Linked DNA regions of Mus musculus: regions 1, 3 and 4 are each linked to region 2. Evidence: chromatin loops called from intact Hi-C (ENCODE). Cell type or tissue: left cerebral cortex. All regions are shown on one strand.

Region 1 (8,000 bases), 100 kb after region 2:
GTATTTGTTATGTTGGTTTTATTTAGTGGCAAAGTGGTGGCCTCTAACCCTAGTATTCAGGAGGCAGAAGCAGGGAGATCTCTGAGTTTGAGGCTAGCCTGCTCTACTGAATGAGTTCCAGAATGCCAGGGCTACACAGAGAAACCTCAGGATACCAGGGCTACAGAGAGAAACCTCTCTCCCAAGGGGTGAAAAAAAGGTAATTTTGAAATTCACATAACAAATTGTCTTAGTTACTGTTTAACTTCTGTCAACAGACACCATGACCAAGACAGCTCTTATAAGAACATTTAGCACCCAGGCAGGCATGGTGTAAGAGAAGCTGGGAGTTCTACATCTTCATCTGAAGGCTGCTAGCACAATACTGGCTTTCAGGCAGCTACATGGGAGTCTCAAAGCTCACAACCACAGTGACACATGTAGTCCAACAAGGCCATGCCTTCCAATAGTGCCACTCCCAGAGCCAATCACATACAAACCATCACATTCCACTCCCTGGCCCTCTTAGGCTTGTTCAAACATATGAGTCTATGGGGGCCATATCTACCCATAACATAGTAAAAAAAAGTACATTTAGTCCAACTTACATAGTCTCCATAGTTTATAGCACTCTCAACAATGTTAAAAGTCCACAGTTCAGAGTCTCTTCTAAGGTTCATCCAATCATTTAACTGTAATCCCCAAAGTAAGACAGGAGACCAGCTGGGCAAACTCCAAACTCTGCACCTTCATGTCTGATTTCAAGGCAGTGTTCAGATCTCCAACTCCTTTTTCATCTTTGTTGACTGCAACAAGCTTCTTTTCTGGTTTGTTTCCATTCCTCGTGTGCAGCTTTATCATGGCAGATATCCTATGGCCCCCTTGCATCTGGAAAGTCTTGCAGTCTCCAAGACAGCTTCAATGTTACATCTTCTCCTTTCAATGTCTGGGATGGACACATGATTTTCTGGGCTCCACCAAAAGGCTGGCATCATTGCTCCAGCTCTGCCCTCTGTACATTTCTCTAAGCTCAGGTTGATCCACTCCACTGCTGCTGCTATTCTTGGTGATCATCCCATGGTACTAGCATCTCCATTACTGGGGGGTCTTTCGTTGCAACTAGACTTCACCAAGGGTCTCTCAGAGGCTCTCTTCACGGTGCCAAGCCTCAGATCCTTTGCATGACCCTTCTGTCCAGAGCCATCAAGTAGAACTGAGGCTGTACCTTCACCAATGGTCTTTCATGGCCTCCAGAGTACCAAGCCTCAGCTATTCTTCATGACCCCTTCATTCCTTCAAAACCAGTACCACCTGGGTGACTCTTACACATTACCAAGCACAGCTACAGCTTGAGGTACAACCTTGACTATCTTTGGAAAACAACTTCTTCGTATTCTCCAGAAACACATCCCAGAAGATTTCACCTCAGTGATGTGGGTTTCTTCGTAATCACAGCTAATATCATAGCTCCAGCTAACCAGCATCAATGGTCCCAGTAGTCCTTTCTATTTTTCACTTTAAAGCCAGAGCCACATGGCTGAAGCTGCCCAGTTCTGCTGCTTGCTGCGGCTGGAACATGGCTCTCGTTTTTCTATTATCAGCTTTCTGTTTCCCAACTCCCTCTCTACCTAAGCTTGGCTTTCCTGGAACTTGCTCTGTAGATTGACTTTGAACTAAGAGATCTGCGTGCCTCTGTCCTCTGTAATACTGGAATTAAAGGTGTGTGCTGCATGCCTGGGTTTAAACTTTTCTTCACCTAGAACCTGCTTTGTCCCATGCTGGCCTTAAACTCAGAGATCTGTTTGGCTTTGTCTCCTGGGATTAAACATTTATATCACCACGCCTGGATCTAAATTTAGCTGGGTAGGATCTTGCCCCCAACTCCCTAGTTTGTTATCTCCTAGAACATAGGATTCAGGTCCATTTCACTCACTAGTACCCCTTTAATATTTGGAGCATATATTCTATATATTTTCTTTCTCAGCTTGCTATGCTCATTCAAAATGCTCTTCATGAGACTAAACCAGAGATCAAGGTCTCTGCTGGGCTTTTTTTGAGACTTCCTTTGTCAATGCAATTAATCTGAGTCTCTTCACCTTAGTCTCAGGCAGACTCTTCAGACAAGGGCAAAGAGTAGCCCCATTCTTCACCAAAGTACCATATATTTAAATTCTTCACCGAAACTTCTTAGGCGCAGCTACAGAGATGGCTCAGCGGTTAACAGCACTGACTGCTCTTCCAGATGTCCTGAGTTCAATTCCCAGCAACCACATGTTGGCTCACAACCACCTGTAATGGCATCTGATTCCCTCTTCTGGTTCATCTGAAGACACCTACAGTATACTCATATAAATAAAATAAATCTTTACCAAAAAAAAAAAAAGGAAACAAAGAAAAAAAGAAAACCTCTTGGACCAGGTCTACACGGTTCAAACCATTCACAATAACAAAGTCTTCCATATCCATACTAGGATGGCCCGTTCAGCCCAATTTAAAGCATCCCCACTGCTTTCCAAATCCAAAGTCCCAAACCCCACATTCTTTCAAACAAAAGCATGCTCAGTCCTAGCATAGCATTACCCCACTCCTGGTACCAACTTCCGTCTTAGTTAGGATTTTACTGCTGTGAACAGACACCAAGGCTAAGGCCACTCTTAGATGAACAACATTTAATTGGGGTTGGCTTACAGGTTCAAAGTTTCAGTCCAGTTTCATCAAGCCAGGAACATAGTGGAATCCAGGCAGGGATGGTGCAGAAGCTGAGAATTCTACATCTTCTTCTGAAGGCAACTAACAGAATACTGGCTTCTAGGCAGCTAGGATGAGGGTCTCAAAGTTCAAAACCACAATAACACACTTACTTCAACAAGGCCACACCTTCCAATAGTGCCACTCTCCTGGCCCAGCACACACAAACCATCACACAAGTAAACATTAGTATTATCTAAATACAACTTTAATCCCACTCACAGGCATCTTCTGGCAACACTACATCTGGGTTAGATGGATGCCAGAAACTCAAAGGAAATACCACCAGCCCATTCTGCCCATCAGGGCCACTGGTACTAGCTACTTCCCTTCAGTTCCCCAGCCCAGCCATCCCCACCCCTCTTCTCAACTACTGAGTATGCCTGACCTTCTCATCTTTCCTGAGACATAATTACAGAGGAGACCCAGACCAGCCTGGACAGGGTGACCGGCAGCAGGGAATGAAGGGCCATAGAAGTATATCTCAAGATGGCGACAGAGACAGTGGGATTTGGGCAGAGGGAGGAGGGCCAGAATTCCCAGTTAGCAACAATTTCACTCAAGAGGCACAAGTGAGCCGGGCGTGGTGGTGCACACTTTTAATCCCAGCACTTGGGAGGCAGAGGCAGGCGGATTTCTGAGTTCGAGGCCAGCCTGACCTACAAAGTGAGTTCCAGGACAGCCAGGGCTATACAGAGAAACCCTATCTTGAAAAAAAAAAAAAAAAAAGGAGGCACAAGTGTGAGTGTTGTTGGGAAGTTTTAGCACTGTCTCAAGCAGGGTCCACCTCAGCAGGGGGAAAGAGGCTTCAGATGGGCTCCATTACTAAGTACAGGGGTGTTGGCAAGTGGCATACTCCCTCCTACTCCCTTTTCTCTCCCTAGACTCTGTCACCAGAGATTGCAAGTAGAGAGGGAATTCTCAGGGGCCACATCCCAATTGCACTTGGCTTGGCTCTGGAAGGTTCTGTTGCTAAGCGCTAAAAAGGGCCAAGGGATAGTGAGAAACAGAGGCAGAAAGGGGGAGAGAGACCAGAGGACAATTCCTTAGAGGACAATGAGCAAGCTAGGGTCCCTGAGCCACAGGAATGCAGGGACCAAAGCAGTCAAGGAAATGGGGGCAAAACAAAAACAAAAACTGACTTCTTCCACTGGCAGTGGATAATAGGGCAAAACAGGAGGAAAAACAGAAGGGCTCAAATGAGTGCCTTTGGAGAGGCAGTGAAACACTGAAATTGGAAAACAGACTGGCAGGAAAGGCGAGGCTTGGAAGCTCACTCAGTATGACAGGGAAAAGGGGAACCAGAAACCAGAGGAAGTCTCCAAGAAGCTGCCTGATTCCCAGGAGCCAAGTTAGAGTGGACAGGTAACAGGAGCTATGAGATGCACCTCACACTAACACCAGAGCCTCCAAGGCGACCTTCCTGTGTCCCCAGACCAGACAGCGAATCATCCACTACCTCATTGCGCCCTTTTCCCCTAGCTTGGCTGCCACTTGACAGTCACCATGCATCCACCTGTCCAGGGGTTTTTCTTACAAGGGGCCCCAGAGCCTCTTAGGTCAAGTCCCAGGTCCCTGTGCACACCTCGGCGCTGTCCGATGCTGCCACCTGGTGGCCATACTCTGACCGCCTGAGTTCTACCATGAATCCCACCTGGCCTGCTCTCCCGCATTGAGGGCTGTTGGCTTTTTGGCTAGTGGACAAAGTCCTGAGCGCGATATTTCTTCATTCAGAAAGAAACTGTAACAGCATCCCAACATGCCACACTGTTGCAAACCAGAGAGGGTACTATTATCCCAGAATTGTGGGGAATGCTGTGCTAAAGTTTTTCCTCCCAAATTCAGGGTCTTTTCCCCACCTCTTAGACAAAGAACAAAGGAATGGCTCCATTCATGTGCCACACCTCCCGTTATCCTTCTTGGGCCTTGGCCTGCCTTTCCTAGAATTTCTGCCTCCCTCCCTTTGCGGTCTCTCTTGTGTCTGGGCAAGTACAGCGCTCTCCAGTGGTGAACTCATCTCTCAAAGTTTATTTACTTATTTTGTTTTTTTGAAACAGGGTTTCTCTGAGAAGCCTTGGCTGTCCTGGAACTCACTCTGTAGCCCAGGATAATCTCAGAGATCCACCTGCCTCTGTTTCCTGAATGCTGGGATTTAAAGGCTTGCCATACTACAACTTGACCTTTTTTCCTTTTTTTCTTTTTTCTTTTCTTTTTTTCTTTTTTTTTTTTTTAAATTGAATCTAGCCTGGATTGGATCTCGCTAATTAGATCGTAGTAGCTTTGAACTCACAGAGATTTGCCTCCTCCCTGATGGGATTAAAGGCTGTGTCACCACGCCCTGTTCTATCCTCTATTTAAGCACAGCCCAGCAGAGGGACTTCCACAGTGCTCTCCTCCATCCAACTTACAAGGCTGCAAATCAACGTCTTCTAACCTCCCACCTCCCAGTTCCTCAAACTCAAGCAAGGCCAGCTCCTCTCCACTTCTCTTCCCTGAGCTCCTGTTCAGCTTGAAGCCCTGGTCCAGCCAACTCCAGTGTGTTAACTCTGGGCCTATCCTGAGGCTGGCCCTATAGGTGGAGAGAAGTGGAAAAGGCCCTGCCCTGTCACTCTGTCCTTACACTCTGAAGATCAGTGGACCCCTTGACAGGATGCTGGACGCCTGGATCTGGGGCACACTCACCTTGACCTTTGGCCTGCTTTCCAGTCTCCAAGGAGTAAGCTTCAATGAGGTAAGCGAGACTTCTATGACTTTTGAGGACCCTATGGGGCAGAGGCCTGCCTAGGAACCCAGTCCTCAACTTGTCAGGAATTACCTAAACCACAGGCAATTGGAAACTTCCTGTCTGTTGTGTTTGGGTAAAGTTGGGGGTAGGGACAACACAGGGAGACTCTAGGGAAATCTGGGCCCCTATCTTGGCAGGGCTGTGTTGCTACCTGGGAGCTGGCCCCAACCACAGCCCTGAATAGGATCAGTGACCCCCGTTTTAGTCTTGGCATGTCTTATTAAGCCCTGAGTCAGGCTGAGGAACCTGAGGTCTTGCTTGTCTGGGTTAGGGGTCTCTCCTTCCCTGTTCTTCCAAGGTTGGTGACTTGAGTGTAGTTTATTGTCCCTCTCTGGGACTTTTCTGTTTGTGTACCAGGGAAGTGGAGGTTCCCACTTCCATGATTAGTTTGAATTCAATCTCAGAGTAGAGCTGGCTGCCTGGCTGTGTGTTCTCATACCTTGATCCCAGGGGGGCAGGAATTGAGTGCTTGTTCATATATAATCTCTAAGTGTCTCGGGTTGGCAGGTTTCCTCAGAGGTCGTCAGAACAAGCCTTTGTTTAATGCAATCTTTTTTTTAGTTTGTTTTGATTTTCAAGACATGGCTTCTGTAGCCCTGGCTATCCTAGAGCTCTGTAGTCCAGGCTGGCCTCAACTCAAATTAAATTTACAACTTGGTTGAGAATCTGCTATGGCGGGCAGACATAAGTGAAGTCCCAAGTCCACTCCCCAGAACACTGTCCATGGCTGTTTGAAACCTGTAATTCTCTGAGCATGGCAATGTATTTGTCAAGACCAGGATCAAGACACTTCCATTCTGGGACCTCTGCATCATTTGTTGACCCCTCTCTGCAGCCCCGAGTATAGACACTGTCAGTCCTCCCAATCAGATCCAATCAATCCATGTTTATTAAACCTCAGGCCCCCAACCATTCTGATCAGACCAACTGGTTAAGATGCAACACAGGCACACACCTTTAATCCCAGCACCCGGGAGGCAGAGATAGGCGGATTTCTGAGTTCGAGGCCAGCCTGGTCTACAGAGTGAGTTCCAGGACAGCCAAGGCTACACAGAGAAACCCTGTATCCAAAAACCAAAAACCAAAACAAAAAAAAAAAATGCAATACAGAATAATCCTGGTCCAGTGTATCAAACCTATAAACTTTTTTTTTGATACATGGTCTCATTATATAGATAATACTGCCCATGAAAGAGAGAGAGAGAGAGTTAGTTCTGAGTTTATGGGCCCCTTGTGTTCTTAGCTTACTGTATCCATCCTCACCAAAGCACAGAGCATGGAGAGGGAATGATCCCAGCTGTGACTGTCACCTGTCCTATTGTCTTTTCTTTAGCAAAAGAAATGCTATTGTGATGATCGTTAGCAAAGACAAAAGCTGGCTTCCTCTACTTTATTTGTTGAGAGAGGGTCTAGAGCTTCTAGTCCCTAGAAGCTGTGGACTCCTGAGATTGAAGGCATGCAGGACCACACCTGGCAATGGTTCTAAGTGAAGTAGCCAGAGAGGGCGCTGCCTTGATACCTGGGGGAAGAGAGTCCTAATTAAGAGCTTAGACAGTACTGCTATCAACAGGATGGGATTCTGTATGGAGATTTTAGATGCTTCAAAATGCTTTAGGATACAGGGCAGGGGGTTTCCAGCAGGGACATGAGGATGAATAAGGCCTGATTATGTTCATTGAACTTCCAGAGTTGTCTCTACCTATGACACTGGATCATGGGAGTAGAAGCAGTGGGAGATTTAGGCTGCTTTCTGGGGGGCTCTGAAGCTAAGGATCAACTAAAGGTGGCTTCCTATGCCAATCTGTGTGCGTGTGTGTGTGTGTGTGTGTGTGTTGACTCTGGCTATGGTAGTTGGAAGGAAGGAGAATCTGGTACCCAGTGTCTGGACAATGTCTGAGCAGACTCTTGCTAATAGTTCTCTTTGAGAAGGTTTCTACTTCCCAATCTGGCCTCAAACTGGCTCTGTAGCCTTGAAGAGTTCTGCCTCCTCTTGAGTTCTGTCATGATGGGCAACACCCCTGGTTTCCCCACACCGACCTGATTTATCTGCATGCTGGACAAACAGTCTAACACCTGAGACCCAAGTCCCAGGCTTTGAGCTCTGACCTCTGTCTTTTTTTCTTCCACAGACTGTAAACACATGTGACATCTTGTAAGTATGGGACTTTGTCAATAATTGTCAGTAAAGGCAGGGGTGATACCTGTGTGCTCAGATTCTGCCCTGGCTAAGGGGACAGTCACCTAATTCATATCACTTTGCCTAAACCATAGCCCCTGTCAGCTTACCCAACCATGGATCTGCAGGTCTGTAACTGCTGCTAATCTCCAACCTGTCTTAGCTGGATCGGGGAGCAGGAGTCAAATGAGCAATGTCCCACTCCTGCCTCCAATGTAAGTTCAGCGTCAGCACCATTCTGCCTGAGTAGAAAGGCATACTGCCCTGATGAACTCTGAACTCAGGTCCCAAGTCCAGACCCTAATTTCTCCC
Region 2 (8,000 bases):
TTGGCACCATCCAAACCACTGAAGCCCTTAATGGGGGGGAAAAGAGATGAAGTAAGACCCCTGTTGGGGGAGTATACCACTTTGACACCCACATGGATTTGACAATAATTTTTGGAAGATCTCCAGCCATCTCTCTGTCTCTGAGCTAAAGTAGATCCCAATTCACCTATCATCCAGCCAGTCTCTTTATTGGGACTTCTTCCCCCACAAAAGGAAGTCCTTTCAGATGTCTAACCTATGACCTTTGAGATATCTCTAGCTACCATCTAACATGATTCACAACAGGATCTCTTAGGGAAGGGGAGAGAATGGTGACTTGGGGCTTTGGGAGCTTCAGTGACTCCAAAGAGACTTACTCGGTGTCCCTTCATTCCAGGGAGGCCAGCTGTTCCAGGCAATCCACGAGCACCCTGGAGAGAAAGGCAAATGAGGACTTGGAAGGGTGTCAGAAGGAAGGGCTCTGTGACTATTGCTCCTAAATGTATCCCCAGTGCAGTAAGCCCTGGGCCCACCCTCACATCCTGCTCACCTGAGGTCCAGGAGGTCCACGCTCACCAGGACGGCCGGGCTTGCCAGCTTCCCCCTACAGAGAGAGAAAAGCCCATTATGGCAATGCTCCTCTATCCCCCATTGAAGGGTGGATTCAGTTTAAGGGACCAAATCTAACTTCTAACCTAAAACTCAGTTTATATCTACAGTGGTGTATTCATTTCCACATCTGCTCACCCAGAACTCTTAAACCTGGATTACTCCAAGGGATGGAGATGGATGGGGGTGAGGATGCAAGTGGGGATGGAGGCTGCCTCACTAAAACATTCTATTCAGTGGAAAGATGACTGCCAAGGGTCATCTTGACTTCTCCTGGTTATTGGTGCTGAGACCCTGCTGGGAAGATTTCAGGACCCACATAGAGAAGGCCACAGGATTTGATAGTGTCTTTCCCCAGGGGTACTTACATCATCTCCATTCTTGCCAGGAGGGCCAGGGGGACCTCGGGGACCCATTGGACCCTAGAGGGGACAGGAGAAGCATTTAGAACTCTTAGATGAGAGACAATAAGGAGGAAGACTGGAGCGAGGAGGTGACAAGCTACCCCTCTCTCAGTACAGGTGACTTTCCATAGGAGAATTTGTGGAGATGGAGGTGTGTCGGCATGGAGGACTAACTTACTGAACCGCCAGGCTCGCCAGGTTCACCAGGGGGGCCTTGGAAACCTTGTGGACCCTGAAGAACACGAGAGAAGGATAGGCTCAGAAAGGCAGGTTCCTCCCGGGCTGTCTCCCTCTTACAAGAGATGTCTACCAGCCTTCTGCCCTCATCCCCATCTCCCCCACCCCCGCAACAGTACATGCCCAAAATGATCCATGAAGACCCTTAGATACGTACAGGTGCACCAGGGGGGCCAGGGAGACCACGAGGACCAGAAGGACCCTACAGAAGGAAAAAGAGGGGCTTTTGATATCTGTGAATAAAGGCAGTATGGCAGAAATCTGTTTCTACCTCTTCCTGTGGGGATCACTGTCTGACTTGCATCTACTGTAGATCTCAAGTCCCTAAGGTGGCCTTTACCTCCCAAGCTATCTGTACCACCCCCTTGCAGGACATCATTGGCCTTTCTCTTCGGGATGCCTATCCTCTGTGTGGTCACTGCTCCCCCTGGTGGCTCACCATGGGGCCAGGCACGGAAACTCCAGCTGATTTTTCATCATAGCCATAGGACATCTGGGAAGCAAAGTTCTAGAAAAACAAGAGAGAATGTGTGAGAAATTGGACTCTGGATGGTAAATTGAAAGCCAGGAGGCATTAGCAGTAATGGGACAAACGGATGTAGGCTTCCGGAAGTAATTAACTCAGGGAGACAGCAATATAGCCTGTAAGATATTCCTGTACCAGACACCTCGACTGAATTTAATCTAACCAGACAATCCCAAACTACAGAAGAACCTATAAAATAACACCCTCTGCCCAACAGCCAGACTCTTCAAAACCTTCCCAAGTCAAGGATGACATAGAGTCTCAGAAACAGTCTACATTTGTGGGAACCAAAGGAATGAGACAATGGAATGCAATTGGCGGTCTTAGACAGGAAGGGGGCGGGAGAAATGCTATAAAGAACATTTTGGGAGGCATTGGTGAAATCTGCAAATGAGATTGCATATCAGGCAATATTAATCAGGCTAGATCAACATTAAATTTGGTGCTATGGTTCCATAGAATGCCCTTGCTCTTAGGAAATGCACTTAAGATCGTAAGTCACGGGCACGTTCTTGGCAACTTATGTCTCAAATGGTCCAGGACATACAGCGACATAGAGAACTGGGTGCCCAGAAAGTGGCAAAGCGGTTGTGTTGAAGAGTGTATAGAAGTTCTATTCTATTCTATTTTCTGTAAGTTTATAATTATTTTAAAATAGAAAACTATGTCTGACAAAACCAAAGCAAAGAAAAACAAACAAACAGACAGACAAACAAACAAACAAAACGGGAAGTCACACCCCTCTGGGGTCTCCAAGATCTACTTACTCCTCCAAGGCCAGGGGGTCCGGGGGGCCCAGGGGGACCAGGAGGACCAGGAAGTCCAGGCTGTCCAGGGATGCCATCTCGTCCAGGGGGGCCAACGGGTCCCTGCACCAAGAGACGGAGGGGGCTGCTATGAGCACAAATCAGAGCCACGCCCCCTCCAGTTTCCCAGCTCATTTAGAATACGATGCTTACCCTTGGGCCTTGGGGGCCAGGGTCTCCCTTGGGTCCCTGTGGGGTTGAGGATGAAGAAACAAAAGGCCGTTAAGAGAAGCAAAGAAAACTGCAGTTTATTGGAGGACAGTGGGGGTCGTGGACGGGTGGGAGGAAAGTAGGGAGCAGATTATTACCTCGACTCCTACATCTTCTGAGTTTGGTGATACTGGGGAGAAAAACGTTCAGTTAGAAGTAAATTTACTAAGGTACCTGGGGGTGTTATAGGCTTTCAAGACATAGGCGAGGGAGGGACTCCAACCTCCCTTAACCCTAGGACCAGAACCGTACCGTATTCTTCCGGGCAGAAAGCACAGCACTCGCCCTCCCGTCTTTGGGGGTTGGGACAGTCCAGTTCTTCATTGCATTGCACGTCATCGCACACAGCCGTGCCATTGTGGCAGATACAGATCAAGCATACCTCGGGTTTCCACGTCTCACCATTGGGGACCCTTAGGCCATTGTGTATGCAGCTGACTTCAGGGACTGAGCAAATGGGAAGAGACACAGGATGTGTGCGGGTCAGAGACCTTACCCCGGAGCACCAGGGATCCCAGCCTTACTCACTCTTTGCCCTGTCTAAGAGGCGCACGGAGACTTCCCACTTCCTGAATCTTTCCCCCCACTCCCTATATTCTTCCCTCAAATCCTTAAATGCAGGTCTGCTCCATATCGGCGACGTTCAGTGACAGCACCAGGGCGCCTGGCCAGGACTATAACGTCCCAGTTCTCAGGAATTTAAACAAAGCTCTAGACTGGGGTTTCTTCCAAACAACTTCAGCCCACGCGCGCGGGAACCAAATGAAATAAAAAAGCCTGCTGAAGGAGAGTAGGAGGGCTCCTACGCAGTAGGTGGGGGCTCGTGGGACGTGGTTTGCGCGGAGACAGGAGGCGGGGGTGGGAGGAGAGAAGGGGAAATTCAGCCCTGGTCCCACCTCCTTTCCCGGGGCAGGTGGGGCGGAATGGGCGGGGCTACAATGTGGAGGGGCTGATTTCAGTGGAGCCCTGTCCAGTGTAGTAAAATGTATCCCTAAAGTTAGATACATCCCAATTTCCAGCTCCCAGGAATCTTGAAAACTTGCTAACTAGACAAGCCGGGTCCTTCAAAGCCAGTAGTGCTTTGGAATCTCCTTAGCCAAAGAAGTCAAGTCTACAAATAGTAATGATGAGTTAACCACGCCCACCGCTCCAGGACCTGATCAAGGCAACCACTAGGTGGCGGGCAAAACTAAGCAATGCAGGGGCGGACCGACTTTTACTCGGCCTGGGTCACTTCTTTCAAAGACCAGAGCTACCCCATCCATCCCTGCTTTTATTTTCCTAGTCTGGAGATGAGGGTCCGCAATAACCCAGGTTTTCCTTCTCAGCCTGTGCGCTGTAAAGTGCTGTACCAGGACTCGTAGTGCTCTCGGCTGGCCAGCAGGAGGCACAGGGACCGCGCCCAGTCAAGTCCTAGCCAAACTTTCTCATCCAGCAACCCGCCCTCTCCGTGCGTCCCCTCCCCCCCCCCCGAGAGCCCAGCACCCCGGAGGCCCCAGCAACACTGTCTAGCCTGCAGAGAGGGCAAACAATCTTTCCTTATGAATCATCCCGCAGCCTTTTTGATAGCTTTTACATCTTGAGCTCCGAATCTCTATTCCAGAGGCCTTATTTCATTTTCGACGTACTCTGCCCCAACCCGTGTCCAGATTCCCACTTTTCCTGTTGTGCTACAGATGGGTGCTTGAAATTTCTTCCTGGGCCATCTCATGCAAGGCTCCACTTCTGAGAACTGCTCCCCCTCATCTGCTCAACAGGGTGACCTCTCTCATCCCGTTTCCTCTCCATCACCGTCCCATCCCTGCCTCTGGAGCAGCCCTGCACCTCCATTTAAGTCTTATCTGCTAGGACCCCTCTATACAGAACGCAATACCAAGAAGCTGTAGTAAACTCCCCAGAGTTTGGAACTTACTGTCTTCTTGGCCATGCGTCAGGAGGGCAGTGGCCCCTAAGAGGAGCAGGAGCCGGAGGTCCACAAAGCTGAACATGTCTAGACCCTAGACATGTAGACTCTTTGCGGCTGGGGTGGGGGGTTAGCTTCGGCTCATGCGTGGCCTCACTCCGCGTGCCTCCTGCTCCGTCCCGAGGAGAAACTCCCGTCTGCTCCGACGACTGGCCTGGGCCCCTTTTATACCATCTTGATGGAGAGCTGGGAGGAACCCTGCCTCTCGGAGAGGGGGAGCCAGCAGCCCGGCCCCCAGCCAATCAGAACTGCCTGGCCCGGCCCCCAATTTGGAACGAAGAGGGGGGAGGAGGGAAAGGAAGGGAAAGGAGTCCACCCAGCGCCCCCCCTCCCGCAACTCTGCCGCCCTTGCCCCCCAGATCTACATGGGCCAGAGGTGCTGTCACTGGAGTGTGGCTGGGCCCTCAGTATACTGAGTGTGGGTAGAGAATACCCCTTGTACTTTCTTTCTGGGACTTCAAATCAGAAGGATGTAGAACTGAGAATCTGAGTTGGGAAACACTACAAAGGGATCAGTGTCAGGAATAATTGGGAAAAGGTCCTCCTGGCCATGCCTAGTAATCTTTCAGGCATCCTGGGGAAGAACTAAGGAATAAGTTAGATTAATCTGATTAGAACCTATCAGCTAAGCAGATGTGCCTGTTGGAGGGAGGGGATCACCTCATGGTGTGGACCCAGGAATGGAGGGTAGGAATATTTGTGAACAGTTATACATCTCTTCACAGATACTAAGAGTCAGATATGTGGTGGTTTGAAAGGAAGGGGGTGCCTATCTGTTCTGCCATGCCAGACACACCTTTCTAATAAATAACAGCTCTGAGGCTGAGGCTTGGGGAGACCTTTGACATCCTTGTCCTTCCAGAAGAATGCTTATGCATTAAGTGATGAGCAGCAGTGTGGGCAGGGGGCTTTCTGGGTCCTCAAAGCTGGGGCCTGGGGCATGTTGTATAAATTCTTCTCTGACCTCCTCCATCCCAGCACTGGGATGTGAGTTTGTTGCAGGAAGCCTGTGACCAGGGATGTTTTAGAAAAAGGTCTTGTGTCAGCTGTGGCCACAGCCAGAGATTTGTTAGAGGCCCTCTTATGTAGCAATATCAATGCAGAATGAACAGGTAGAAGGTACTTGGCCATAGAGGGGTGTTCTCAAAGCTACAGAGAGCCCTCTTTTCTAATTGTACTTGGATGTGGTCTGGGGACACCTAGGTGAACTCAGTGTGTGGCAGAAACTTGTGTTTGGTAGCTGAGGGACTTTATTTAATGGTTTCTTCCCATGTCCTCACTTCTTTGCTGAAAATCTTGGCCATTGCTCCCCACCTCTGCCGTCAGGAAAGGGTCATCTGTAGTCCCCCAAGAACAGCAGCTTATATTTAAAGTTGTCGCTAAAAGACAGTGTCCGTTCTTCCCCGGTGCTCCCTGCACCCTGCAAAGGTGCTCTGTCCAATCTGCTTAGGAACTTCATCTTGTCAAACTGTGTGGGTGGTGTGGGAAGGCACTGGGGTCTCCTTGCAGGGCCCATAGACATCCTGTATCACTTCCCCCACCGGCTTCTTTAGAGCTGTAAACGTGGAAGCAGGGAGTCCCGCCTCCTCCAAACCATCCAAGATTCCATTGCTCCCCCCCCCCCCTTCACGCCCTCCCTGAGCTAGTTTTGTGCAACGAAGGCAAAGGGAAAAAAAAAAAAGACCAAGGGAACAGAAGGGGAGGGAGCCACGTCGCTGGCCGTGGGCAGCTAGGCCGAGCAGTGCGGGTGGGGTGGCGGAGGGAGACTGCAGGGGCTATAATTAAAGGGAAAATATAGAGTTTCCAGAGAAGCAGAGCTGGAGACAGCAATGGAAGGACAGGACTTCATCAATTATCCCAACCATGTGGCAGTAACTTGTGGCCCAGGATCTGCCCCCGCCTAATGCCAGTGCCTGTAGGGCAAGGCTGGGGCTGAGATGCTGAGATGGTAGTTCCGGAACTCACCAAAGTCCTGCCTTCCACTGTGGTCAGTTCCAAAGGATGCCCCACTCCCCAACAGTGGACAAGGATGGTGTACCTCAGAGGGAACAGGTGTTTGAGGTGGCTGTGTCCAGGGTAGAATGCCACGAAGCGTGCGCACACACACACACACACACACACACACACACACACACACGCGCGCGCGCGGTGTGATCTGCTCACCCTTTGTTGGGTTTTGTATCAGAAAAGCACTTATCCAAAGCTCCCTTTCCCTGCTCCCAATCTAGCATCCCCAAGGCTCACCTGGAAGAAGAGACAAGAGCCTAACAGGTATGAACTGGTGATTGCTACATTAAGGGCCTGAGGTTCTGATGGAAACTTGGAGACCACTAGAATGGGTGTGGGGGAGATTGGTGTGTGTGCATTCAGTGACAGCCGTCACCCTGTGTCTGATTTCCAGGCCTTTGCCCCAGGAGTTGAAGGCAATGGGTTCCAAGCTTCCTTTACACGTGGCATGGAGCTGCAGCTCAGGACCTCCTCTGCCACTCTCTACTTGAAACGATTGGCGGGTGCCCAGCTCAGAGATGTGTCTTTAATTTCTGCAGCATGACAGAGAGAGGAAGAATGTGCTTGGGGTCTCCTCCCAGCCTGGCGGGGCCTCCCTGGCTGGGCTGAGGGCTGGAGACTGGGGGAGGGGGAGTTGGAGCTGGGAAGGGAGGAGAACGCCACGCCACGCCACGCCACCTCATCTTTAGGAAACTCTAAAGCTCTGGCTTTTTGAGGAATGTAGGGCTTTGTCAGGCACTTGGAGTGTAGGGAGAGCAAAAGCCAGAATCTCCACCCCCCCCCACCCCCAAGAATGGTAAAGTCATCAGCCGTTGGGGGAAAAAAATTCCTCAAGAAGAAAAACAGAAAGAGGAAAGTGCTGAGCTCTGAGTTCTGTCTCTCTCCAAATTTTCCCAAATGTTTCCCCCCCCACGAGGGAGGGAGAAGACCCGTCTGGACTCTACGGTGTGGAACAGAAGCAGAGGCAGCCTAGGTATAAATGTAGCAGGTAGGGCACACACCCGGTCTCCTCTGCACTTGCCGCCCCAGTGGTTCTAGTCCCTATTCGAGGCTCTCTTGCTTTTCTCACTCAGATCCTCCAGAAAGTTCTTCTGCCCCCAGCCTTGGCTGCAGACCAGGGATGGAGAGCTGGTCTCTCGGGAGAAGGGCAGGGAAAAAGAGCAGCTGTATGTGGGGGTGGGCATTTAGGTCTGGAGTAAAGGCCATGGGCATGAAGCATACCCCACCCTCCATCACAAAGCCCTACAGTCTTCAGACAG
Region 3 (8,000 bases), 70 kb after region 2:
AGAATTGGCGAGAGAGGGGTGAAGATTCTAGACTATGATGGCAGGGCAGCGAGAGGATGTTGGATGAGGGACTGTTTTGGGGACGGGGCCTTATGAAAGTGGCAGAAGGAGCCTCTGAAGGCTGGAGAGCAAAAGAGAAACATATTCCATCAGGGTCAGCAGGGCACCCAGGCTAAAGATCTTATGGAAAATGGCTGTGACATCCCCAATGAGCAAGGCTGCATTACACAGGGGAGGTGACAGCAATGACATTCTCCGGTCTCTGAGAGAGTTCTCCAGAGATCCGTAAAGGACAATGGGAAAGGAGTAAACTAGAAAGAGCAGAAATCTCTCAGATGAGATGTGATACAAATGCCTTTAAGCTCAGAGTTCCAGAGGCAGGGTTAATCAGTTCTCCATGAGTTCAAGGCTAGCCTTGTCTACATAGTGAGTTCCAGGACAGCCAGGACTCTGTAGAGAGACCCTGTCAAAAGAGAGAGGGGGGAAGGGAGGAAAGAAGGGAAAAGGGAGAGGGAGAGAAGGAGAGAGGGAGGGAGGGAGAAAGGAGGAGAGGGAGAGGGAGATCTCAGGGCCCTGTCCCAGTGTCACCTCCCACCATGTGTGGGAGGGGTCAGTACCAGTAATCCTCCCAGACAGGTCACTGTCCTACCTCTTCTAATTTGACCTTAGCTGGGGTGCAGAACACGTTCTGGACAGCAGAGGGGGCTGCTGAGCCCTTCAGGGACAACAGTGCTTATTCCTTGAAGCCTATATAGAGGGACAGAGAGAGAGCAGCTTTGGAAAGAGGCAAGTCCCTTCACTCCTGGGTACTTCATTCTGCCACAAACAAAATCAGCTCATGTTTATTTGCTATTGCTGTATGCCAGACACTGGAGAACTGGAGTTGGGGAGAGAGACCTTGCCTATGCCTGCCCAGCTGACCCTGGGGAGGCAGAAGTGAACTATTTTCGGTTTTGTATAAGATCGCTCGGTATACGAAGCAATTCATGTCATCCTTCAGAGTCTGTGTGTGTCATTTCATTTGTCTCTGACTCATCGGTCTTCCTTTTGCATCCGTCTCTTTTGCAGAGAGTTAGAGACTGCATGGCTTATGGTCACACAGCCCACCAGCCAGAAGTGGCATATTTGCTAAAATGACTCAATGCTGCCCCTATAGGCAGAACCGAACTAAAGCCAAGTATGCACCCTCCTTAGAAGAGGCCACAGCCCAGTGCTATTAGTTGTCATAGATACAGAGTAGTATTAGTAGAATGTGGAGAAGCAAGGGATGGTAGGATAAAATGCAGAGGGATGAAACAGAACACAGCCCAGCTCTTCCCCCCAGGATCTGCTAGGCAGGTATAGGCAAGGTCTCCCTCCTCCCAACCCCAGCTGGTTGTTCCTCCCAAAGAGCTGCAGCCTGCCTGGCTGAGATGTAGTCACTTGGGCTATGTGTGGGGTCTCAGAACCTACATGGTCATAACTGTGACTCAGCCCTAATGTCCTCTGTGAGTTGGCCTTCCTGGCCTCTGGACTCCAGCTGCCTTCTCTGAGAAGGCGTGGGTGACCAGCTGACCTCCAGGCCCTTAAAGCCAGACCCTATGAGGGACCACAGACAATGAACTCCTTCTTCAGCAAAGAAAAGTAGATGTGCAGAAAGCATGGGGACTTTGTCACTCTTAGGAGACCCAGGCTGGAATTTGGTGTGGAATCTGGAGCGCTACAAAGACTTCAGAAGTTCTCTGGGTCTTCTTGCCTCTGCTTCCCAGCATGCAAGAGGATATCCATGCATGCATGCACATGCCACCCTCTCATGGCTGGCTCACTGGGTGGGATGGGGGTGCAGTCCTAGAGTGGGCCCCCTTTCTCTCTGAACAACGGCAGGTCCTCTACACGGCAGTGCTGACACACACCTTTGATCACAGCACTCGGAGGCAGAGGCAGGTGGATCTCTGATCTCATGGCCAACCAGGCTTCAAGTTCTAGGACAGCCAGGCCTTCACAGAGAAAGAGTAGCCCTCCCACGCAGCTCCATACCTGACTTTGCCTACAGGAATGCTAAGCCTCAGTCTTAATGAACACTGGAAAGGGCCTTGGACTCTTATCCTATGCAGGAATCTTCAGCTTTCAGTCTCATCCCCACCCTATGTGCAGATAGGGATGCAGAGAGACAATTTGGTATCTTGGGAAAAAAATATGGGAGGTCAGAGGTAACCTTTAGGGACCCTTTGGGCTCTGCTTGATAAATCAAGTGTAGGTACCACACTTTCTTTTTTCAGAAGTTAGAGGGAAAGGGTGAAGCTGCTGTTCTCCAACGTCTATTCCTGTGGCATTTTCAACGTGAGCAGAGCCAAACACACCAGGTAAATTCTGAGACACTTTGAATTTCACATAACATATTTTAGCATTTATTTGTTATTTTGATTTTTGTTTAGTAGCAAGGTGGTGGCCTTTAATCCTAGTATTCAGGAGACATAGGCAGGCAGATCTCTGAGTTCGAGGCCAGCCTGGTCTACTGAGTGAGTCCCAGGATGCCAGAGCTACACAGAGAAACCCTGTCTCAAAAAAAAAAAAAAAAAAAAAAAAAGCTAATTTTGAATCTCACATGACAAATTGTCTTAGGCTTTTACTGCTGTGAACAGACACCATGACCAAGGCAACTCTTATAAGGACAACATTTAATTGGGGCTGGCTTACAGGTTTAGAGGTTCAGTCCAGTATCATCAAGGTAGAATCATGGTAGTATCCATGCATGTATGGTGCAGGAGAAGCTGAGAGTTCTACATCTTCATCTGAAGGCTGCTAGCAGAATACTGGCTTCCTGGCAGCTACAGTGAGGGTCTCAAAGCCCACAACCACACTGACACTCCTACTCCAACAGGGCCACACCTTCCATTAGTGCCACTCTCAGAGCCAAGCACATACAAACCATCACATTTCACTCCCTGGTCCACATAGGCTGGTTCAAACATATGAATCTATAGGGGCCATATCTAGCCATAACATTCTTCCAAACATAATCGGGCCTATCACAGCAATACCCCACTCCTGGTACCAATTTCTGTCTTAGTTAAGATTTTACTGCTTTGAACAGACACCATGACCAAGGCAACTCTTATATAGACAACATTTAATTGGGGTTGGCTTACAGGTTCAAAGGTTCAGTCCTGTTTCATAAAGCCAGGAACATGGTAGAATGGCGCAGGAGAAGCTGAGAGTTTTACATTTTCATCTGAAGGCAGCTAGCAAAATACTGGCTTACAGGCAGTTAGGATGAGGGTCTCAAAGCCAACACCTACAGTGACACACTAGTCCAACAAGGCCACACCTTCCAACAGTGCCATTCTCAGGGCCAAGTACACAGAAACCATCACACAGGTAAACTTTAGTATCTAAATACAACTTTAATTGCCTTTCCTTCTTCTGGCAACAGTACATCTGGGTTAGATGGATGACAGAAACTAAAAGGAAATACCACCAGCCCATTCTGCCCATCAGGGCCACTGGTACTAGCTACTTCCCTTCAGTTCCCCATCCCACACATCTGCACCTCTCCTCTCAACTACCAAGTGTCCCTGGCCATCTCCTCTTTCCGGAGACATAATTAGAGGCTCTAAGCCTGTACAGGGTGGCAGGCAGCAGGTTTCAGCACTGTCCCATGGAGGGTCCACCTCAGCTGTAGGCAGGGGGCTTCAGTCAGGCTCCATTAGTAACTACAGGGGCTTTAAAGAGAGCCATACTCCTCTGTCTCCCCTTTACTCTTCTTAGACTCAGTCTCCAGAGATTGCAAGTAGAGGGGATTCTCAGGGGCCCCATCCCAATTGCGCTTGGCTTGGCTCTGGAAGGTTCTGTTGTTAAGCACTAGAAGGGGCCAAGGGATAATGAGAAACAGAGGCAGAAAGTGGGAGAGAGACCAGAGGCCAAATCCTTGGAGGACAATGAACGAGCTAGCATCCTTGGGGCACAGGAGTGCAGGGACCAAAGCAGTCAGGGAAATTCGAGAAAACTAAAACCAAAACATTCTTGCTCCCGTGACCTACAGCGGGTGATAGAAACAGGAGGAAAAACAGGGGGTGGGGGTGCGGTGCCAAAGGTTGCCTTTAGAGAAGGGGAGACACTGAAACTGGAAAACAAAAACTGGGAGAAAAGGCCAGGCTTGGAGAGTCTCTCAGTATGTCAGGTAAAAAGGGAACCAGTGGTCAGTGGAGGTCTCCAAGAAGCTGCCTGTTTCTCAGTAGCCATGTTAGAGTGACAGGTAACAGGAGATGTGAGGTGCACTTCCCACTAACATCAGAGCCTCCAAGGGTGATTTTCCTGTGTCCCCAGACTAGACAGCTATCCAGCCTCTGCCTCATTGTGTCACTTCCTTGAGCTTGGCTGTCACATATCTCTCTTCCATCCTTGACACTCACCATGCATCCACCTGTCCAGGGGTCTTTCTTGCAAAGGGCCCCAGAGCCTCTCAAGTCAAGTCCAGTGTCCCAGGGTGCACATTGGCGCTGTCCAATGCTGCCACCTGGCGGCCATACTTTGACCGCCTGAGTCCTTCCATGAATCCCACCTGGCCTGCTCATTCCCCTCCTGAGGTCTACCTGCTTTATGGCCACAGTGAACAAAGTCTTGAGCCTCGATTTTTCTTTAGTCAGAAGGGAACTGTACCAGCACCCCCCACACAAAATTGCAAGGACACTAATATCCCAGTACTGTGGGGAATGCTGTATCAAAGCTTTTCCTCCCCAATTCAGGGTCTTCCCCCCCCCCCCCCCCGGCTTGGACAAACCACAAAGGAATGGCTCCATTTATGTGACACATACCCCATTATCCTTCTTGGGCCTTGGCCTGCCTTTCCCACAATCTCTGCCTCCCTCCCTTTGCTGCCTTTCTTGTGTTTGGCCAGTACAGCGCCCTCCAGTGGCGAGCTCATCTCTCAACGTTTATCCATTTATTTTGAGTGTTTGAAATAAAAACAAATCAGAAAGCCCAGCCTGGTCTACAGAGTGAGTTCTAGAACAGCCAGAGTTACACAGAGAAACCCTGGAAACCCTGTCTTGAAAACTAAAACGTTAACAAAAGATATCTAATTACAGCTATTCATCCCCCCACCCCCCCGTGTGTGTGTGTGTGTGTGTGTGTGCGGGCAAGTGCATGGAGTTGACTTTCTCCTTCCACTTTGCGGAAGAACCCATGGGGTCCCGAAGGATCTACACGATCCAGAGATCAATTTCTGGTTGTGAGAGCACAGGGCTTTAATCAATGTATTCAGAAAGCAGAGGCAGGGGGATCTCTGTGATTTGGAATACAGCCTGGTCTATGTGGTGAGTTTCAGAGCAGCAAGTGCCATGTAGAGAGACTCTGTCCCAAAAACAAAACAAAGAAAGCGAAACATTAGTCAGGTTTTCAGGCTTGGTGCACAGCACATTTACCCACAGAATCACCTGGCTGACCTTACTGGTTTGTTTTTGTTTAAAGTTTATTTATTTCATATTTATGTGTATAAGTATTTATTACATAGATGTATGTCTACCATATGCATGCCTGATGCCATTAGAGTCCAGAAGAGGGTGACAGTATCATCTAGAAGTAAGAGTTTCATGTGCTTGTGAGTCATCTTGTATATAGATGCTGGAAACTGAATCCAGGTCCAAGGACAACGGCTGTTAATCTCTGAGTCAACTTCCCAGACTCTTCAGCCTCCCCACCCCAACAGGGTTTCTCTGTGTAGTCTTGGCTAGCCTGGAATTCTTGGTCAGTAGACCAGGCTAGCCTCAGTGATCTACCTGTCTCTGTCTCCTGAATGCTGGGATTTAAAGACTTGTGATAACACCACCTGACTTTTTTTTTTTTTTTAATCCAGGCTCCTACCTGGATTGGATCTCACTAATTAGATAACACTAGCTTTGAACTCACAGAGATTTGCCTCCTCCCTGATGGGATTAAAGGCTGTGTCACCACGCCCTGCTCTATCCACCATTTAAGCACAGCCCAGCAGAGGGACTTCCACAGTGCTCTTCTCCGTCCAACATACAAGGCTGGCAAATCAACCTCTTCTAACCTCCCACCTCCCAGTTCCTCAAACTCAAGCAAGGCCAGCTCCTCTCCACTTCTCTTCCCTGAGGTCCTGTTCAGCTTGCAGCCCTGGTCCAGCCAACTCCAGTGTGTTAACTCTGGGCCTATCCTGAGGCTGGACCCATAGGTGGAGAGAAGTGGGAAAGGCCCTGCCCTGTCACTCTGTCCTTACACTCTGAAGCTCAGTGGACCCCTTGACAGGATGCTGGACACCTGGGTCTGGGGCACACTCACCTTGACCTTTGGCCTGTTTTCCAGTCTCCAAGGAGTAAGCTTCAATGAGGTAAGCGAGACTTCTATGACTTTTGAGGACCCAAACGGGCAAGAGACCTGCCTAGGAACCCAGTCCCCACCTTAACTTGTCAGGAATTACCTAAACCACAGGCAATTGGAAACTTCCTGTCTGTTGTGTTTGGGGAAAGCTGGGGGTAGGGACAACACAGGGGGCTCTGGGGAAACCTGAGTCCCTGTCTTGGCAGGGCTGTGTTGCTGCCTGGGAGCTGGCCCCAACCACAGCCCTGAATAGGATCAGTGACCCCCGTTTTAGTCTTGGCATGTCTTATTGAGCCCTGAGTCAGGCTGAGGAACCTGAGGTCTTGCTTGTCTGGGTTAGGGGTCTCTCCTTCCCTGTTCCTCATCGGGGTGTGCTTTATTGTCCCTCCCTGAGACTTATCTGTTTGTGTACCAGGGAAGTGGAGGTTCCCACTTCTCTGATTAATTTGAATTCGATCTCAGAGTAGACCTGGCTGCCTGGCTGGGTGGCCTCATGCAGTGATCACAGGGAGGCAGGATTTGAGCTCTTGTCCATGTTCAAACTCTAAGTGTCTGGGATTGGCGGGATTTTCTCAGAGGTGGTCAGAACAAGCCTTTGTTTAATACATTCTATTTGTTGGTTTGTTTTGTATTTTGAGACAGGGTTTCTGTATCCCTGGCTATCCTAGAGCTCTGTAGTCCAGGTTGGCCTCAACTCAGAGATTGAATTTACAATCTTGGTTGAGAATCTGCCATGGCGGGCAGGCGTAAGTGAAGTCCCAAGTCTGCTCCCCAGAACAGTGTCCCCTGGCTGTTGGGAACCTGTCGTTCTCCATCCAAGGCCATGCATGAGGGAACCCAGGATCAAGACACTTCCAGTCTGGGACTTCTGCATCTTTTGTTGCCCCTCTCTGCAGCCCCAAGTATAGACACTGTCAGTCCTCCCAATCAGATCTAATCAATCCATGTTTATTAAACCTCAGGCCCCCAGCCATCCTGATCAGACCACCTGGTTAAGATGGGACAGGGAAGAATCCTGGCCCAGTTTATCAAACCTGTCAGCCTTTGTTTGTTTGTTTGTTTGTTTATTTATTTATTTACTCAGGGTCTCAAAATATAGATTATAATGACCTTGAATTCAACAGAGGCCTGCTTTCGTACCTCAGCATTGGAATTAAAGGTGATATCCTTCATGTCTGAATATAGGAGCCCAGTGGTGTTAGCAGCTCACACCTTTGATCCCAGAACTCAGAAGGAAGGCAGAGGCAGGTGGATCTGAGTTCTAGGCCAGCCTGGTTTACAGAGCCAGTTCCAGAATAGCCAGGGATCCACAGAGAAACCTCGTCTTGAAAAATAAATGTGGTCTGAGACAAGAGTCTGATAGTTGGAAGATTGGCAGGGAGGGGAGAGAGACACACACAGAGAGACACACAGAGAAAGACAGAGATAGAGAAAGTGAGTTTCTGGGCCCCTTGTGTCTTTAGCTCACAGCACCCATCCTCACCATAGAACAGAGCTACTGTGACCATGGAGAGGGAACAATCCTAGCTGTGACTGTCACCTGTCGTTTTTTATCTCTCTCTCTCTCTCTCTCTTTTATTTATTTATTTATTTATTTTTAAGCAAAAGAAATGCTATTGTAAAAATCTTTGGCCAAGTCAAAAGCTGGCTTCCTCTTCTTTATTTGTTGAGAGAGGGCATAG
Region 4 (8,000 bases), 210 kb after region 2:
CAGAGTACATTTCAGGATAGCCAGGGCTACATAGTGAGATCCTGTCTCAAAAACCAAAAAAAGAAAACAACAACAACAAAATAAGTGTCCACAGATTAACAAAAATAAACAACATGTCCAAGTTTATAAATCCGGTTCGGATGTAATCAGAGGCAGAAGTGTTTACCTAGCCTGTCAGAAACCTTGGGTTCCATCCCCAGAACTGTGGAAATGAAAAATATTTGAGCTGAAGCAAGAGCCGTTTACTGTTACCCAGGTTCTAGTTTATGGAACCATAAGTGAAGGAGAATCTCAAACAGCTTGACATTACACTTTCAGGAACCGATCAGGAGCCAGTTGGCTATCCCAGCATGGTGCGGGCTGAGACAGAAGAATCCTGGAGTCTGGGGTTTGAAGAAGGGAAAAAGTCCAAAGTTAGTGGAAGGAAGGAAATAATTAGGATCAGAGCAGAAGTGGAACAGACTAGAAAAGCCAAACAAAAATAGGAGTGCGCCTTTAATCCCAGCACTTGGGAGGCAGAGGCAGGTGGATCTCTGAGTTCGAGGCCAGCCTGCTCTACACAGTGAGTTCCAGGACAGCCAGGACTGCACAGAGAAACCCTGATTCGAGAAACCCTGTCTCAAAACGACCACATCGATAATAAAAACCCCAATAAATAAATAAACAAACTAATTAGCAAACCTTTAGCTAGAATGACCAAGGAAAGCAAGCACTGTTTGAGGTGAACCGAACCCAAAGATGCCTTTAGTGGGCGTGGAGGCCCCCACCACACCTTTAATCCCAGTACTCAGAGGGCGGAGGCAGCCAGATCTCTGTGAGTTGAAGCCAGCCTGATCCACGTCGGGGCAATCAATCAGAATTACATAGTGAAGGGCTGGAGTGGGAAGTGGCCCTCATCTGGACTGCCTGAATGTTCCACTGTATGTGTGGTGCATCCCATCACTTACTACATGTGTGTGCCGGCATGTTGCATGTTTGCTTCCTTCCATGCCTGTCATGGTTGGTCTCATGTCTCCACATATCAGGGCCTAACTTTCACTCATATGTGGGCAATATTGTAGGTCCAGTCCATGTATGACTTGTAGCCATGAAGATAGTTTGTGTGTTTTCATGCATTCAACTCATTCATTTATTCATTCACTCATTCACTCATTCATTCATTCACTCATTCACTCATTCTGTATTGAGTGCTCCTCCACTCCCCTCTGCTTTTTCTCTGCTTTATGAGGTTTTTTTTGTTTTGTTTTGTTTTTGTTTGTTTTTTTTTTTTTTAGGATTTATTTTATTTATATGAGCACACTGTAGCTGTCAGACACACCAGAAGAAGGCATCGGATCCCATTACAGATGGTTGCGAGCTGCCATGTGGTTGCTGGGAATTGAATCTTAACCTCTGAGCCATCTCTCCAGCCTGCTCTTTGAGTTTTTTGAGACAGGGCGTTTCTACATAGCCCTGGCTGTCCTGGAATTCACTCTGTAGACCAGGTTGGCCTCTAACTCACAGAGATCTACCAGCCTCTGCCTCCCAAGTGCTGGCATTAAAGACATGTGCTGCCACTGCCTGGCTAGTATTGAGTTCCTACTGCAACTGTCCTTCCTTTAGGCTCTATGGGTACAGCAATGAAGAAAGCAGAGTTTATGTTCAAGACAGGAACTACAATCATAGCAACATAGGACTCACAGAAATAAGTGTAATGAACAGGTGTGTGGTGTGTTAGCAGGTGACGCCCACCATGAAGAGCTTGACAGAGTGAGAAAGTCCACGCTTAGCCTAGCAGGGGAGGTACATGGTGGCCTTGGGCAGTCTAATGAGCAGGGCTTGAGGCCACCTCAGAGATGAGGACCTGTGATGTAGACTGAGGGACAGCAGGAGCAGACCAGTCATGGTTGGCTGGAGCACAGAAACAAAAGCCTGTGAGCAGTTTCTCTCATCTCGGTGACTTAATTTCCTGTTTGGGTCTGGGTAGCTCAGTGGTAGAGCACTTGCCTAACATAGATCGGCTCTGGCTCTACCCCAGACACTAAAAAACGCTAAGTTTTCTGTTTTCTTCAGTTCTCAGCAAGCCAGTGATCTGTCTGGGTCCAATGTCTGACATTCTAGAGTCCGCTGACCATGCTGGCTCCATTGAGGTCACCTTAAAACCACTTTCACACCTTATTAATACACCTTAATAACACACTCTTGATCAGGTAGGCCCTGGTAGACGAGAACCCAGGAAGCAAACACTGCCCCCTTGTGGGAATGTGTCTACAGCCTGACATAAACCCAGGGTCACTCAGCGGGAGGCAGAGGGGTGTGGACTTCAATCCCGGAACCCTTACCCTGTCACTTGACGGAATGAGGACTGTGCCACGGTCCAGCCTCAGTGGATCTATCTCCACGTGTGTAAAATAGGATTCTGCCCCCTCAGGTTGTAACCATGGCTGAAAAAGAAACAGGTGGGTTCCGTTGCAGCCTGAAAGCCTTAAAAGGCAGGCTGCCTCCTCCCTTCGTGGCTCTGATACCGGGTGTGTTTCCCGTTTGACCTTCACAGAGACTTGAACTCTAAAGTTAGTGCCCGAGAGTGAGCTGGGTGCCAGGTAAGGCTTTTGCGGGGTTTCTGAATTCCTATTTATTTGTTATTTATTTATTCACTATTGTTCTTGAGACAGGATCTCAAAACCCACAGAGATCCACCTGCCACTGCCTCCCCAGTGCTGGGATTGAAGCCTGCACCACCTGCTCAGCTTTACCTTGTGAGACAGAGTTGCTACACGGCCCAAGTTGGCTGCAAGCTCTTGCTCCTCCAGCCTCAGCTTCCTGAGCGATGGGATAATAGATATATTGATAAATGACCTTTTTATTTTTTTCTATCAAAAGTGGCTACCCCACTGAGAGCCAGTATTCCGTAAACCCCCGCTGTGTAAAACTTCTATGCAAAGGAATTCGAGTCTTTGAATCTCCCTAACCAAAGCCAAGCCAAGCAAATAATAAGGAACTGAAGTAAAAAAAGTGTGTGTGGGGGGTGGGGGTGGGCGGGGCGGGGGTTGGCGCACGCACGAATCCCAGCACTTGGGAGGCAGAGGCAGGGGGATCTCTGTGAGTTTGAGGACAGCCTAGTCTACAAAGAAAATTCCAAGACAGCCAGAAGTACACAGAGACCTTGTCTCAAAAACAAACACACAAACAAAATACAAAACAAAAAGTCCAAACCCTGGAAAAATTTTTGTTTATGAAAAGCTCCTCCCCCATTCTGTGCACTTAATTAACTTGGTGGCCTGGAGTCCTCAGCTCATTTTCCTTTTCTTCCTTTCCTTTGTGCCTCTCCTCCTCCTCCTCTTCCTCCTCCCCTCTTCCCTCTCCCCCTCCCCCTCCTCCTCCTCTTCCTCCTGCTCTTCCTCCTCCTCCTCCATTTTGAGATGCAGTCCTGGAGATCCATATGCCGACCAAACTGTCCTTCAAGTCACGGAAAACTCCCCACCTCTATAGGGATTAAAGACTTCTACCCACCCCCCCAACCCTAGCTGCCAGTCTATTAAAACTAGCCAATCACAAAAGACTGTGAGGTCAGACCCCTGCCAAAGGAAAAAGAAACAAGTTATCACCTGCAGTAGGACAAAAGCTAAGGGGACTTCCTGTGCTCCCCAACCTGGTTCCCGCTGCGCAGCGCCCTTTTTACAGAAAGCAAATGGCCTTGCTGAGTTTTCTTTCGCTTTGTTCATGTGTTTCTTTTAGTGATACCAAGAATATTTGCTTCCAGCAGACATGTACTGTGGTGCTTCACAATGACCTATTTTCAGTTCCGAGCTCAACGCTGGAATCTTGCTCCTACGCAAGCAAGACCAATGGGAATTTGAAATGGTGCTGTTTGTCTCGGAACCTGCTAAAAGGGAGCTTAAAATGTTTGCAAGTAGCTAGTTGTGGTGTACGTGTGAAACCCCAGCTACCCAGGGGATGAGCCGAGAGTTCGAGGCCAGTGTAGGTGCATAGTGTAACTGTCCGGGAATGAATGAGAGAAAGAAGTAGTCAGGTTTACTGATACCTGCGATTCCAGCAGAAATCACAGTTCAAGGCCAGCCTCAGCAACTCAGTGGACTCTCACATTCAATTTTTTAAAAAATATTTTTTATTTTATTTAATTTATTATATGTAAGTACACTGTAGTTGAAACACTCCAGAAGAGGGTGTCAGATTTTTTTTTTTTTTTTTTTGGTTTTTCGAGACAGGGTTTTTCTGTGTAGCCCTGGCTGTCCTGGAACTCACTCTGTAGACCAGGCTGGCCTCGAACTCAGAAATCTCCCTGCCTCTGCCTCCCGAGCTCTGGGATTAAAGGCATGCGCCACCACACCGGACTGATGGTGTCAGATCTTGTTATGGATGGTTGTGAGCCACCATGTGGTTGCTGAGATTTGAACTCAGGACCTTTGGAAGAGCAGTCAGTGCTCTTAACCGCTAAGCCATCTCTCCAGCCCCACACTCAAATATTTTTAAAGGATTGGGAATTTTGTTCAATAGTAGAGGGCTTGCCTGGTGGTGAGAGACCTTGTTTTTAATCCTTGGTACAACACACACACACACTTTACAAACACCCACCTATTGGATCCAACTCCACCTTCCGGCCTCTGAAGGTACCACGCACACATGTTGTGCACAGACTAATCATATAGGCAAAAAAATCAAATAAATAATAACCATCATAAATAACAAATACCCACCCATCAAGGAATCAGCTAGAAAACTGGAAGTCTCCCTCTGGGACTCTCCTGGTCCTCTATTGCCATCTGCTGGTGAGAATAGGGATGGTAGAGACACAGCCGAAGTGAGCTATGAAAACTCAGTGGGGGTGAGTGAGCCTCTGGAAAAGAACCCAGGAGAATGGCCGGAAAGGCCGTCTGGAGGGCCTTCTCAGTGTGTTAGGAGGCTCAGGGACCAAGGGGCTTTTTATTTATTTTATTTAGGTTTTTTGAGACAAGGTTTCCCTGTGTGGTCCTGGCTGTCCTGCAACTCCCCCATAGACAAACTCAGAGCTCCACCTGTGGAGGCATGCACTACCACCACCTAGATTGATTGATTGATTGATTGATTGATTTTCAGGGTCTCACGATGTGGCTCTGACTGTCCTGAAACTCACTATGTAAACCAGGCTGGCCTTGAACTCACAGAGGTCCACCCATCTCTGCCTCTCTGAGCACCTAAATCAAAGGCATGCGCCGCCACACCAAGCTTTTACTTTACTTTTAAATATTGGTTTTCTTTCTTCTTTAATTTTTTAAATGTTTTTTCCTTTATGTGTATGTGTATTTTGCCTGCATGTACGTCTGTGCACTGTGTGTATGAAAAGGCCAGAAGAAGCCTTCAGGCCCCTTGGAACTGGAGTTAAAAAGGTTGTGAGGCACCAGGTGCTGGAATCCAGCCTGGGTCCTCAGGAAATGCAGCTAATACTCCTAATCTGTGAATCGCCTCTTGAGCCCCTAGGGGTCGCTTTAACAATTCTAGCTCTGTCTCTATGCCCTACAGACAGAGAGACCCAAGATTAAAACAGAGAAGTGTATTTCCCAAGGTTGAGCTGAGCCATATTTTAGGGACAAAATCAGGATTTGCTCCCAGAACCCTGAGATCGAAATCCAGGGCTCCTCTGAACCTTGATTCTAGTGAAACCCTTGGACCACCAGCAGCCTCTGGGGCACCTGGAGACTTGGGAGAATTTCAGGGTTTAGGGGCTGGGTGTTTGACTGTAGAGGAATTGCCTACATACCAGGTGCAAGCGTTGGTTATGGTGCCCTGTGTGGCAAAACAATGTGAAGAAGAAGGAGGAAGAGGGGGGGGAAAGGGGGAGGGGGAGGGGAGGGGGAGGAAGAGGAGGAGGAGGAGGAAGAGGAGAAGGAGAAGGAGAAGGAGAAGGAGAAGGAGAAGGAGAAGGAGAAGGAGAAGGAGAAGAAGAAGAAGAAGAAGAAGAAGAAGAAGAAGAAGAAGAAGAAGAAGAAGAAAGCAATAGATGCCATGTTGTTCGAAGTCTTGCTCTAGTATTTTCTGTACACAGCTGCATGCATGCTTTCATAAAAATTACATCATAGCCCCCACACCCTCTTTGTTTTGATTTTTCTTTTCTTTCTTTCTTTCAATTTTATTTTGTTGGGGAGTAGAGTGGCTGAGACAGGATTTCTCTGTGTAGCCCTGGCTGTTCTGGAACTCACTGTGTAGACCAGGCCCTTGAACTCAGAGATCTGCCTGCTTCTGCCTCCCAAGTTTTGAGATTAAAACTGTGTGCCATGGTAGTACACAGCTTGGTTTTGCTTTTAATTGTTGGGACTCAAACTTAGAGCGTTCTCTCTCTCTCTCTCTCTCTCTCTCTCTGGTTGCTGCTGCTGTTGTTGTTGTTGTTAAGGTCTAACACATCCTGGGGCAGGCTTTAACCTTGCTCTGTAGCCAAAGATGACCTTTGACCTTCTGCTCTCCCTGCCTCTGTGTGAGTGCTGAGATTACAGAAGTTTGCCATCATCCTTGGTCACGTGATGCTGGGGGCTGAACCCAGGGCTTCTATGTGCTAGGCAAGCACTCTACACACTGAGTTCCATCCCCTCCCCTTAATAATTATTTCTAAGGGTCTGGAGAGATGGCGTAACAGCTTAGAGCACTTGCTGCTCTTGCTGAGGTCCCAGGTTCAGTTGTCAGCACCCACATGGTAGCTCACAGCTCTCTAACTCCAGTTCCAAAGGAGCTAACTCTATCTTCTGACCTCTGTAGTCACCAGGCATTCATATGGTGCGCATGGATTCATACAGACAAAAGCAATCATATAGAAAAAAAATAAAATAGGTTTCAAAAAAAGAGTAATTTTTAGATTGTAAATTTCAAAATGGAGACATTTATGGTAAATAAAGTGCTCATTTTTTTTACATTTATTTTATGTGTATAGGTGCTCTGCCTACGTGGAACTCACATACGCAGTGTCCATGGGGGCCAGAAAAGGGAATCAGACCCCGGGAACTGGAGTTAGAGCTACTGTGAGCTTCCATGTAGGTGCTGGGAACCAAACCCAGGGTCCTCCAGAAAAGCAGCCAAGGCTCTTATCTCTTATCTTTTTTAAAGATTTATTTATTATTATATATAAGTACATTGTAGCTGTCTTCAGACGCACCAGAAGAGGGCGTCAGATCTTATTACAGATGGTTGTGAACTACTGTGTGGTTGCTGGGATTTGAACTCAGGACCTCTAGAAGAATATTCAGTGCTTTTAACTGCTGAGCCATCTCTCCAGACCCTTATCTCTTATCTTAAGCCCCTTGTTTAGTTATTGAGACAGGCTCTTACTGTGTAGCCTTGGCTACTTGGGACTCTTTATGTAGACCAAGCTATCCTGGTACTCAGAGAAATCCTCCTGCCTCTGCCTTCCAAGTGCTGGAATAGAAGACATGCATTAGTATGCCCAGTGGGTATAAGATGAGCATATGATTATCAATGTTTGGCGGTTTGATAGGAATGACCCTCATAGGCTCCCGTATTTAAATGTTTAGTCCTTAGCCTCTTAAATGCCTCTTGATAAGAATTAGGTGGTGTGACTTTGCTAGAGGAAGTGTATTTTGTGGGTAGGCTTTTGGAGGTTCTCTTTGCCCCGCTTGCCCTTGCCTTGCTAGCACATCTATTCCTTCACTGGCCTTAGAGCCTACTTCTTCGGGATTCCAGCATATTCTGAAGACCAGCTGAGACATCCAGCGTGGTGGACTGAGCAGCTACTGTATTCTTGGACACAGTTAGCCATTGTTGGATTAGCTGGACAGCAGCCTGAACATCATTCTAATAAATCCCCTTTGTGTGTGTGTGTGTGTGTGTGTGGAGAGAAAGAGAAAGAGAGAGAGAGAGAGAGAGAGAGAGAGAGAGAGAGAACCCTGACTAATATACAACATAATATGGATTGATTCAATCAATGTAGCTAATACATCTTAAGAATTTTAAATAAAGATCAAAGGTTAGGGGCTGGAAATGTCATTCAGTTGCTTCGGAGCTTGCCTGATACTCCGGAA

What was found. Hi-C counts contacts between places; a loop is a spot of excess contacts. Peaks named below come from ENCODE experiments on the same cell type or tissue, not always from the same donor. Only the 100,000 strongest peaks of a DNase experiment are listed, where the experiment ranks them.
Region 1: a loop joins it to region 2, with 6 times the contacts of the local background. A loop is called at or near these places in 6 of 42 quality-filtered maps.
Region 3: a loop joins it to region 2, with 8 times the contacts of the local background. A loop is called at or near these places in 35 of 42 quality-filtered maps.
Region 4: a loop joins it to region 2, with 11 times the contacts of the local background. A loop is called at or near these places in 16 of 42 quality-filtered maps.

The regions. Positions count from the first base shown.
Region 1 is chr11:94,829,112-94,837,111 of GRCm38, reverse strand. It overlaps Gm11543, which reads left to right and starts at 5,126. Exons shown (of 5, transcript XM_975056.4): 1 at 5,126-5,458; 2 at 7,642-7,664. The coding sequence starts at 5,378. In left cerebral cortex, a CTCF peak has its summit at 4,339 (motif pointing left); a DNase peak (open chromatin) is centred at 4,332.
Region 2 is chr11:94,933,128-94,941,127 of GRCm38, reverse strand. It overlaps Col1a1 (collagen, type I, alpha 1), which reads right to left and starts at 4,904. Exons shown (of 51, transcript NM_007742.4): 1 at 4,684-4,904; 2 at 3,024-3,218; 3 at 2,870-2,901; 4 at 2,715-2,750; 5 at 2,523-2,624; 6 at 1,669-1,737; 7 at 1,387-1,431; 8 at 1,171-1,224; 9 at 957-1,010; 10 at 530-583; 11 at 357-410; 12 at 1-26. The coding sequence starts at 4,759. It overlaps Gm46293 (a long non-coding RNA gene), which reads left to right and starts at 6,512. Exons shown (of 3, transcript XR_001780299.1): 1 at 6,512-7,005; 2 at 7,136-7,729. In left cerebral cortex, CTCF peaks have their summits at 1,664 (motif pointing left) and 4,015; DNase peaks (open chromatin) are centred at 3,495, 3,926, 6,363, 7,946 and 2 more places; H3K4me3 peaks cover 827 bases.
Region 3 is chr11:94,863,238-94,871,237 of GRCm38, reverse strand. It overlaps A430060F13Rik. Among named protein-coding and RNA genes, the nearest start is that of Gm11544, 18 kb to the right of the region's middle. In left cerebral cortex, CTCF peaks have their summits at 693 (motif pointing right), 1,184 and 4,498 (motif pointing left); DNase peaks (open chromatin) are centred at 724, 1,136, 4,490 and 4,887.
Region 4 is chr11:94,727,222-94,735,221 of GRCm38, reverse strand. No RefSeq gene overlaps it. Among named protein-coding and RNA genes, the nearest start is that of Gm51874, 14 kb to the right of the region's middle. In left cerebral cortex, CTCF peaks have their summits at 2,259 (motif pointing left), 4,759 (motif pointing left) and 5,462; DNase peaks (open chromatin) are centred at 2,248, 3,816, 4,758 and 7,712.